2 separate regions of the Homo sapiens genome follow, and region 1 is linked to region 2. A link is an interaction called in ENCODE POLR2A ChIA-PET data of the cell type or tissue named here. Cell type or tissue: IMR-90. All regions are shown on one strand.

Evidence for each region. Peaks named below come from ENCODE experiments on the same cell type or tissue, not always from the same donor. Only the 100,000 strongest peaks of a DNase experiment are listed, where the experiment ranks them.
Region 1: POLR2A ChIA-PET joins it to region 2 with 7 read pairs; 3 of 35 experiments call an interaction of 5 or more read pairs at or near these places.

What each region holds. Positions count from the first base shown.
Region 1 is chr21:38,856,904-38,861,903 of GRCh38, forward strand. It overlaps LOC101928398 (a long non-coding RNA gene), which reads left to right and starts at 636. Exons shown (of 3, transcript NR_109926.1): 1 at 636-722; 2 at 873-1,052; 3 at 1,174-1,959. In IMR-90, no CTCF peak of the experiment used is centred here; no DNase peak of the experiment used is centred here.
Region 2 is chr21:39,069,554-39,074,553 of GRCh38, forward strand. All of the region lies in intron 3 of LINC02943 (long intergenic non-protein coding RNA 2943), which reads right to left. Among named protein-coding and RNA genes, the nearest start is that of LINC02943, 12 kb to the right of the region's middle. In IMR-90, no CTCF peak of the experiment used is centred here; a DNase peak (open chromatin) is centred at 2,448; H3K27ac peaks cover 1,047 bases.

The DNA.
Region 1 (5,000 bases), 210 kb before region 2:
TTGCTGAACAGGGACAAACCAGCTTCATAGAAAATCCATGAAATTGTAGACTCCACCAGAAATTTTAGACTCCATCTACTTATTTCTCCTGGATTGTTACATTGAAAATCCAGGTCTCTCAGTTTAGACCTTTGGGGAGACTCTTCAGTCCTCTCCCCATCTGCTAACCTTGACCAAACACAAAGGAGAGAGGGGCTTCAGAGGAGGGTCCCTCGGACCTTGGTGGGCAGGACCCACTTTCCCTGTGCAGAAGGAAACTTGAAATCAGGAGACTGAGCCTCACCCAGGGACAGGCCCCACCACTGTGCCCTGACAGGCCCTTGTGGACAGAAAGGGACAGGGCGTAGCCTCACTTCGACCCTCTGGGTTTGCTGTGGGGCCAGCTGGGCCTGGTGTGGCTGAGCTCCAGAGTGCTGTCAGCCACTCCCAGTTCCCTCATGACCTGGGCAGGGAATATAATATCACCTCTATCTGTGCAGTAAGCACAGCAATGTCAGGGACACTGTTTTTAGAATCTGGCTTGCTCCCCTCCCCCAGCCCAACTGATTATCTGTCCTGGTTGCCAGGCACCTGTTTGCATTAGATACAGAACACTCCGCAGGGTCCCGAGTAGGCAGTTGTGGTCCACAGGCCACTGGCAAACAGAGGCAGAGCCACAGAGGGGCTGCTCGTCCCCAAATGTCTCTCCAGCCGCTCTGAAGCTGCTGCGGGCTGCTGTGCTGGTGATGGCTGAGATCATGAGATGAGCCCCGGGGGTCCCTGGGCATCCCTGGGAGGTCCTGGTTTGTGTTGCTGTGGTGGTCTTAGTCATTAAGAGATGACACTTTATAAAGAGGAAAAGAGCTTAGTAAAAGTGTTGTTCTCACCAGCAGGTCCATGGAGAAGGTGGAACACTGGACTAAAGAGACAGGCTGAGGAAGCCCTCAAGTCACCCCTGATGGAGGCCAGACCTTGAATGTTACAATCCCTCTGCTTATCGACCCTTAATAAAAATCTGAGCAGGTCTTCTCTGCAGGACACAGGAGGCTTTCTGGAAAAAAAAACATGGAAAAGTGAGTCTCCTAAGCGTTCCCAAGTGATTGATGCAGGACACATCTTAAAAGGATGAAAGGAGGATGGAGGAAAACTTCAGAAGGAAATAACACAGTTTGAATGAAAACACCTATTTTGCAGAAAGTCCGGAAGTGCTCGACCAAGAGATCGCGAGATGGGAGCAGAGAGTACAGGAAAGGAAGGAGGAGAAAGAAAGGCTGGAAACCTTTGAATGCACAAAAAAAACAGGTCATGAAAGATACCACGAGCCAACTAAAATCTCTGGCTGAAAATGTGCTGGACACCATGCAGTTGGAAGATTTCACTAGGGACCGCAGTGATGAGGGGAACTTGGAAGCAGAGCTAAAGAGGAAAGCAGAAAATGAAGAAACCACCCCCTTAAAAATTAAGTAAATTTTTTTAAAGTTATGTGCATACATTCTGTATATACAGAAAAGATATCTAAATTGTATGCACGCAGAAGGAGCATTGCCCCCACAAGGAACAGTTCATGCTAAATGGTGCAGATGAAGAGACTTTGACAAAGGAAGTTTCCTGAGCTGTGGGCAGGGATGAGAGCTCAGACAAATGATGGGAAGCCTCCCAGATGCCAAGGTTTCCCACCCCCAGGTTTCAAGGGAGGAGAGAGGAAGTGATGTCATCTGAGCCCAGTGAGGCCCTGTCAAGGGACCAGGGAAAACTGCCCCCACTTTTTGCTCCCATCCTCTCATTGACTGCAGGTGCACAGGCAGCTGCCTGAAAGAGGGCCTGCGAAGTGCAAGCCAGAGGAGTTGGCCTCCATGGCACAGAGCAGGCAGAAAACAAATTTGGAGAATGACCAGCACTCTTGGGTTTATTTGACTGAAAGTGCTTGTTTTATTGCATTCACTCACATCCATTTATTTAATAAATATCCATGGAGTGTCTATCATGTCTTCTGCACTGTTCTAGGGGCTTGGGATACAGAGATGAAAAATGCCAACCCGATGAGGCCTGCAGACCACTAGAACTTACATTTTAGTGATGGGCAAGGTCAGGTAATAAAAGACAAGCAAGTGATGGGAATATGTGCTCTGCAGACATTTCCAATCCAGTGATGGGAGAACAGGGGCTATGGGAGAGCACCCAGGAGGCAACATTTAACCTGAGATCTAAAAGTAAGAAGGAGGACCCTAGGAGGGTCAGGGGCAGAATATTGCAGGTAGAAGGTACAGGTAGGATAAGACCAGGAGAACTCTGCCTCTGGGTCCAGGGGAAGCAAAGTAAAGTGGGGTTGTGGGGAGTGTGCAGAGCCCTGTGCACAGATGTGACATCCAGTGCAGTGTGATCACCCAGGGAAGGGTCTTACCCCTCGAGAGGTGGGGTTGCAGGGAAGGGGGCATGGAGGAATGTGTATGCCACCTTGACCTTTTTGGTTGTGGAGAGAACGGAATAAGAATTGGGGGAGAGGCAGGATTTCAGCGAGGGGTGTCACAGGGGTCTGCTGTTGGGGTGGTCATCACAAGATGAATCAAGGACAGATCGGGCTGTGTTTGGATGGTTGTGAGGATCAGAGAGGAGGAATGAAAGACACCCTTGGGTGCTTTCTTATAACCCTGTGATGTTTGTCACTACTTTAAGAAAGCCTTAGTAAAATCTCTGCAGGAGAGCCCCTGACAAAAAGTCAGAAAGGCTGTAGTGTATTAATTACCCCAGGGAAAGCCTGCTTTTCCCTAGCATAGAGTGTGGTGTGCCGCATGTCTCTCTTGAACTTGCATTTGGTTCCTGCACTACTCCCACAACAAGGACGGTAGGGGCGGGTACAGGTGGGGCTCCAGTGAAGGGTGGGGGTTCTCAGGTATGATGCGTTTACAGCCTGCATTGAGGCTATATGATGCCCCTCGTTTGGAGATTCCAAGAGGAATTTTAAGTTTATTCCACCAGAGTGCACCACCATTAAATAAGAAAGACTCATGAGCTATAAGTGCTCATGAATGTGGTGGGTGTACATGCTGGGGCTGTGCCTCGCTCTTTAATTGTCCCAGCAGCCGGCTGTGGTGGGTAGGAAGATCAGGGCGGGCTCTCTGGAGGAGGCGGCTCCTGAGCTGAACACTGAAGGATGAGTAGGAGCTATCTCCAGTGCTTTTCAAAATTGAAGGGGCAGATGAATCACTTGGAGAGCTTGTTAGTAAGCAGATTCTGATTCATCAGGCAGGGGCCTGAGCCTTGCTTTGCTCCCAGGTGATGCCTATGCTGATGAGATACGAAAGAGGGAGGCTCTTTAGATCATTATAGGGCAGGAGTCAAGGAAAGATGAAGGGACAGGGAAGGAAAGATGAAGGGACAGGGAAGGAAAGATTTCTGGCCAGGACAAGGCACAGGCAAAGACACGAGGGTGCACACAGCTTGGTCTAGGGGAACAGGAGAGTTTGTGTTCTGGATCCAGGGACTCAGGAGGGAGGGCAGGACCTGGCAGCAGAACAGATCCCCAACCCACACAGATGGGCTCTTCCTGCTCATCCTCTCCAACGCCCCTATCTACCATGGGTGATCTTTAGCCTCAGAACACTTTATTTTTCTGAGGAGTACAAAGGACCACAGACTGGAAGTCACACTGGGGAAGCAGCCATGGAGAACGCACTCTGCCTAAACACAGCTTGTACAAGGAATAGCCTGAAGACAAGGTCAAAGGCTTCAAATCATGAACCAACTCACGAGCTCCGGACAAGCTCATTTGTCCCATGAGCAGGATGTCTGAGGGCTCAGTGAATCTTAGTGAACACATCAAATACAAATACACCTTATGTCTAAGAATCTGATGACAAATGAGTATTTTTATCCTCTTTGGGGTAAAATAATGTGTATTCTGCTGTGTTCTTGACTGAAGAGGTATATATATACATATAATTATATATACATATGTATACATACACACATATATATAATTGTGTGTGTGTATAGGCACATTATACAATGCAACACAACACCTATATGCTTTTTTATTTCATTCTACAAATATCCTCAGTGAACTCCAACCACCACACGAGGTACAAGGTTCAAGAAAAGATGCTACATAGGTTGCATGTACTTTTTCAAGGGTTCGAACACGCTACTTAGACTTCTATTTTTTCATTTATTCATTCAACAGAGATTTATTAAGCCCCTTCTATGTGCCAGGCACCAGGCAGATTTGGGAGATACTACTGTGAACAAGACAGACAAGGTCCTGGCTTCAAAGAGCTGAACTTGACTGAGAGGCGGGTGGTGACTGAGGCCTGGCGGATGCAGCGGCTCCCTGCCAAGATCCCTCTCCAGTTCAGTTTCCCAGGAGCCAGGGAGGGAGCTCGCCTGCTGCACAGCATCGTCAGGGAAACTTGTAATTACAGCATTTATTAGGACAGATTAGAGAGCCAAAAGAATCACATTGTTAAAGGAACAATGAAATTAAAAAAGAGGTTAAGCAAAAACCACAGGAGAAAAACCCATGCATTCGCCAGCTATTACAGGCTCACAAGATAGCAGTTACATGATTGAAATCTCCTCCTTAGCCTCTGATCTGCTTAGGCATTTTTAGCTGGAAGAGACCAATCATATCTCTAGTCTTGAGCCTGGGGCCGTCTTCTCCGGCTGTGGGTACAGTTGGGAGGCAGCTTTGCAGAGGCCAAGGGCCGTGGTTTGACCTTGGGCAAATGACTTAATCTCCAGGAGCCTCAGTTTACTTATCTGTAATAATTCCTGCCTTGCAGGCTGGCCATACGGCCATACGACTGAGAAATCATAAGTGTGTTGCGACCAGCACATACATTCTCAAAGAGAGGTAACTGCCAGTCAGTGGTAGACCAAGCCATGTTAGAGCCTGCAGCAAAAGGCAAGTTCAGAAATACAGATCCTCTTTATTTAAAATGTTGTTATTTTGTCATCAAGGAATTTATTGCATTAATTTTGATTATATATATAGCATTAAAACAGTATCTATCTTGGCTGGGCGA
Region 2 (5,000 bases):
GAACAGAACAGAGGCCTCAGAAATAATGCCACACATCTACAACCATCTGACCTTTGACAAACCTGACAAAAACAAGCAATGGGGAGAGGGTTCCCTATTTAATAAATGGTGTTGGGAAAACTGGCTAACCATATGCAGAAAACTGAAAGTGGACCCCTTCCTTACACCTTATACAAAAATTAACCCAAGATGGATTAAAGACTTAAATGTAAGACCTAAAACCATAAAAACCCTAGAAGAAAACCTAGGCAATACCATTCAGGACATAGGCATGGGCAAAGACTTCATGGCTAAAACACCAAAAGCAATGGCAACAAAAGCCAAAATTGACAAATGGGATCTAATTAAACTAAAGAGCTTCCACACAGCAAAAGAAACTATCAGCAGAGTGAATGGGCAACCTACAGAATAGGAGAAAATTTTTGCAATCTACCATATGACAAAGGGCTAATATCCAGAATCTACAAAGAACTTAAACAAATTTACACGAAACAAACAACCCCATTGAACAGTGGGCAAAGGATATGAACAGACACTTCTCAAAAGAAGACATTTATGCAGCCAGCAACATGAAAAAAAACTCATCATCACTGGTCATTAGAGAAATGCAAATCAAAACCACAATGAGATACCATCTCACGCCAGTTAGAATGGCCATCATTAAAAAGTCAGGAAACAACAGACGCTGGAGAGGATGTGGAGAAATAGGAATGCTTTTACGCTGTTGGTGGGATTGTAAATTAGTTCAACCACTGTGGAAGACAGTGTGGTGATTCCTCAAGGATCTAGAACCAGAAATACCATTTGACCCTGCAATCCCATTACTGGGTATATAACCAAAGGATTATAAATCAGTATACTATAAAAGACACATGCACATGTATGTTTATTGCAGCACTGTTCACAATAGCAAATACTGGGAACCAACACAAATGCCCATCAATGATAGATTGGATAAAGAAAATGTAGCACATATACACCATGGAATACTAGGCAACCATAAAAAACAATAAGTTCATGTCCTTTGCAGGGACATGGATGAAGCTGGAAACCATCATTCTCAGCAAACTAACACAGGAACAGAAAACCAAACACTGCATGTTCTCACTCATAAGTGGGAGTTGAACAATGAGAACACATGGACACAGGGAGGGGAACATCACACACCAGGGCCTGTCTGGAGGTGGGGGACTAGGGGAGGGATAGCATTAGGAGAAATACCTAATGTAGATGATGGGTTGATGGGTGCGGCAAACCACCATGGCACGTGTATACCTATATAACAAACCTGCACATTCTGCACAGGTATCCCAGAACTTAAAGTATAATTTAAAACACACACACACACAAGATTTCAAAGATAGAATGAGACAAAGAAGATAAAATTGTTCACTAATCATTTTTATATCAAATATATGATGAGATGATACGAATATATTGGTTTAAATTAGCTATGGTATCAAAATTAACTTCACTGTTTTTTTTTTTACTTTAAATACTGGGATACATGTGCAGAATGTGCAGGTTTGTTACACAGGTATACACGTGCCATGGTGGTTTGCTGCATCTATCAGCCTATCATCTAGGTTTTAAGCCCCGCATGCATTAGGTATTTGTCCTAATGCTCTCCCACCCCTTGCCGCCCATCCCCCGACAGGTGTATGATGTTCCCTTTCCTGTGTCCATGTGTTCTCATTGTTCAACTCCACTTAAGAGTGAGAAAATTCAGTGTTTGGTTTTCTGTTCCTGTGTTAGTCAAAGGACATGAATGAAGCTGGAAGTTCACTATTTCTTTTTTATTTTTTAACATGTGACTACAAGAAAACTTTCCATTATAAAAACACCCCATGTTTCTATTGGTCAGCACTGATCTGCAAGACTCTACAAGCTTTAAAGCTAAAATTCTTGAAAGTGCTCTTAGAAATGGTTTTATATGCTTGCCTTCTCCTTGGAAATATACACAATTTATCAACCTGCCAAAAAGGTCTTATCCATCCACCTCTTCTCACTAGGAAGTAGCAAGAGAAAGGGCTGATCAAAGCCAGATAACCTGTCCCACATAATGGCCAAGGCTTCCTTTGAATAATATCATGGTGGCTTTTGATTTTACATAGCCAATTCCAGATAAGAGAGGCCCGTCCTTGTTAAAATGACTGTTAAGTCCATTCAACATAATATTATCTAAAGACCGACTATCACTCCAATTTCTGATAAAAGCAACAAATGTGGTTAGAGTCCCAGGCTGATCTTTTGCTTGGTTAACACAATCCAGTCCATTTTTTCCTAATGATCACTTCTTTTCTTTCAGCTGAAATGTCTTTCTCATTAGCAGACATTTTTGAAGTAGAGGGGTTGTTTGTTTAAGGCTTCAAGACCAAGGCAAACATTTGTTATAAGGCTCCAAAGGAATTTGCAAATAATTTCCATCCATGATTTCCAAAGCCACAGGCTGCTTGTATAACATTTGTGCAAAATGCGTGGGCTGCTCCCATGAAGCAAGCATTGCCAGAAATGTTTACTCTGCAGGAGTAAAGCTGTGTGTTTGTCACTCTGTTTGAAAACTTCCACATGGCAGCTCAATGGGTAGAGTGTGGAATAGACACTCCATGGATGGCCACGGAACTCTCCATGCCTGTGTCCTCTGATGAGCTGCCCTTGCAGGATTTGACACCTCTTGATTCACTGTGGCTGTCACCTCTTTGAATTGTCTTCAGTTAAGACTGATCACACAAAGGCCAAGTACAGAAGGGTTCTCCAGCTCTCTAAATGCAGGCCATCCCATGAAGTTTAAGAATAGAAAAGCCCTGGACAGTCGTGGGACAATGTTATAGCATAAATTGTGTCCCCAAAAAAGATGTATTGAATTCCTAACCCCTGATATCTCAGAATGTGACCTAATTTTGGAAGTAGGGTCTTTACAGAGGTAATCAAGTTAAAATGAGGGTATTAGAGTGGGCTCTAACCTAGTATGACTGATGTCCTTATAAAAGGGGGGAATGACACAGACACAAAGGAAGAACTACATGAGGAGACACCGAGAACCATGAGAAGATTGGACTTAGGCTGTCACAGCCAAGGAATGACTGGGGCTACCAGAAGCTGGGAGAGAGGCCTGGAACAGATCTCTCCCTACGGCTCTGCAGAGCTTGGATTTGGTCTTCTCTCCTCCAGAACAGCAAGAGAATAAATCTCTCATGTTTTCAGCCACCCAGTTGGTGGCATTTTATTACAGTAGCCCCAGGACTAATACAGACTTGAATTCTAACAGTTCCCATGACTTTTGGGGTTTTTTTTTTGCCATCATTCTCACATGCCATCCCACCTTGGTCCCTTAGTATGCGTCAGTGATCTGGGGGTGACCACGTATAGTGGCAGCATCTTAAAAATGCATTCTATAGGTTGCCAGATTTAACAAATACAAATAGAGGATGCCTAGTTCAAGTTGAATTTCAGATAAACAACAGATAATTTTTAGTATAAGTATTTAGTATACTATTTGTAAGTGTTTAGTATAAGTATTTACTATAAGTAATGTCCTTCAGACATACTTATACTAAAAAGTTTTCTGTTGTTTATCTGAAATTCATGTTGAAACTGGATGTCCCGTATTTTATCTGGCAACCTAAATAATAAGCATCTTTGAAATACTCTAAACTCCCTGGAAAAGACATGTGTTTGGTGCCACGAGGCGGGCTGGGAGAATTTCCATGAGGCTGGGCCAAAACACAGGGTTCATTGCTTGGCATCAGCTCACTTCTGCTTCCACAATGAGAAGCAGAAACTTAATTCCTCCAAGGAACAATTAATTGGAGTAGAAAGCTTGATTCTTGCATTTCCCATGTAGGTCACAAATTTCTGTTGTTGCAATGTACCTAATACCTATGTTGTGGTTCAAAATGTAGCATCATCTTAATGCATGCCCATAACTGAATTGTTCCGCCTAAAATGAGTGTAATCACCCTAACCCTAAACTATTCATAACAGACAGGTGAGCTTCAGGGGTGCATGACCCACACAGCCACACAGGGCCTTGCGCTCAGGACCCCACACTTGATTCAAAACTCTGCAGTCACCGTATTAAAATTCTCAGTAATTTTTGAGCAAGGGGTTCTGCATTTTTATTTTGCACTGGGCCTCACAAACGATGTCACCGGTCCGAGGACAGGTGTACCTAATAACACGTCAGCTGCTGCACAAAATGCTTCCATCACTGAAAAGTGACAGATGCCTCAGCCTATTCTTTGCTGAACTCGCTTCTAAGCAACTAGAGCCCTTTGGCCTGGCACCTCTCCTCTGCCACGTGCTGCTGTCTCCAGCATTGCTTTAATTTAATTAGTGTCTGGCTGGTTGAAAAGACTGTTTTTGATTCTGTGTGTGCTGTATGAGCTGTTGTCTGGATTCTCTTCCAACTTGGCCTTGGGAACACCCAGTGTCGAATCTGCTGTCTTTGGCTCTGTAAGACTGTGGTTTTTAAAGGACAATTGTTGCTCATAGCAACTTGAAGGCTGGATGGAGACTTGCCTGAAGCCCCATGAACCAGCAGATTTGGGGCTATTTAATTTCCCACCAGTAGCTGATTCCAAAGGTGTGCTTGTGTGGAACCAAATCTCTCTGCCATCAGCCACATTTATTTTCTAATCTTCATTTTTTTTCCCTCCCTTCTCATGTACAGGGTTCAGCTTTCTTTCTCCTCCTCTAAGGTTTTCCTTCCGAATTCCCCTTATCCCTTTCCTTGTCCTCTCCCTGTTTGTAACCCATCCACTATTCCACATGCCCCTAGCTGACCCATTTTTTGCTCAGGTCTTTCTCCAGGGGAGAAGAACCAAAAGATGAGATTCAAATTGATTTTGCTGCTCATTAATGTCCCTTTCAAAGTTCTTGACGAGGGTGATGAAGCCAATGCCTAGGGGAAGAAATTTCAAACATTGGCTTTCCAGTTCCATTCCAGTTCCCCACCAATGTCTTCAGTGATGCCACCATGCAAAGAGCATCAGGAAAGG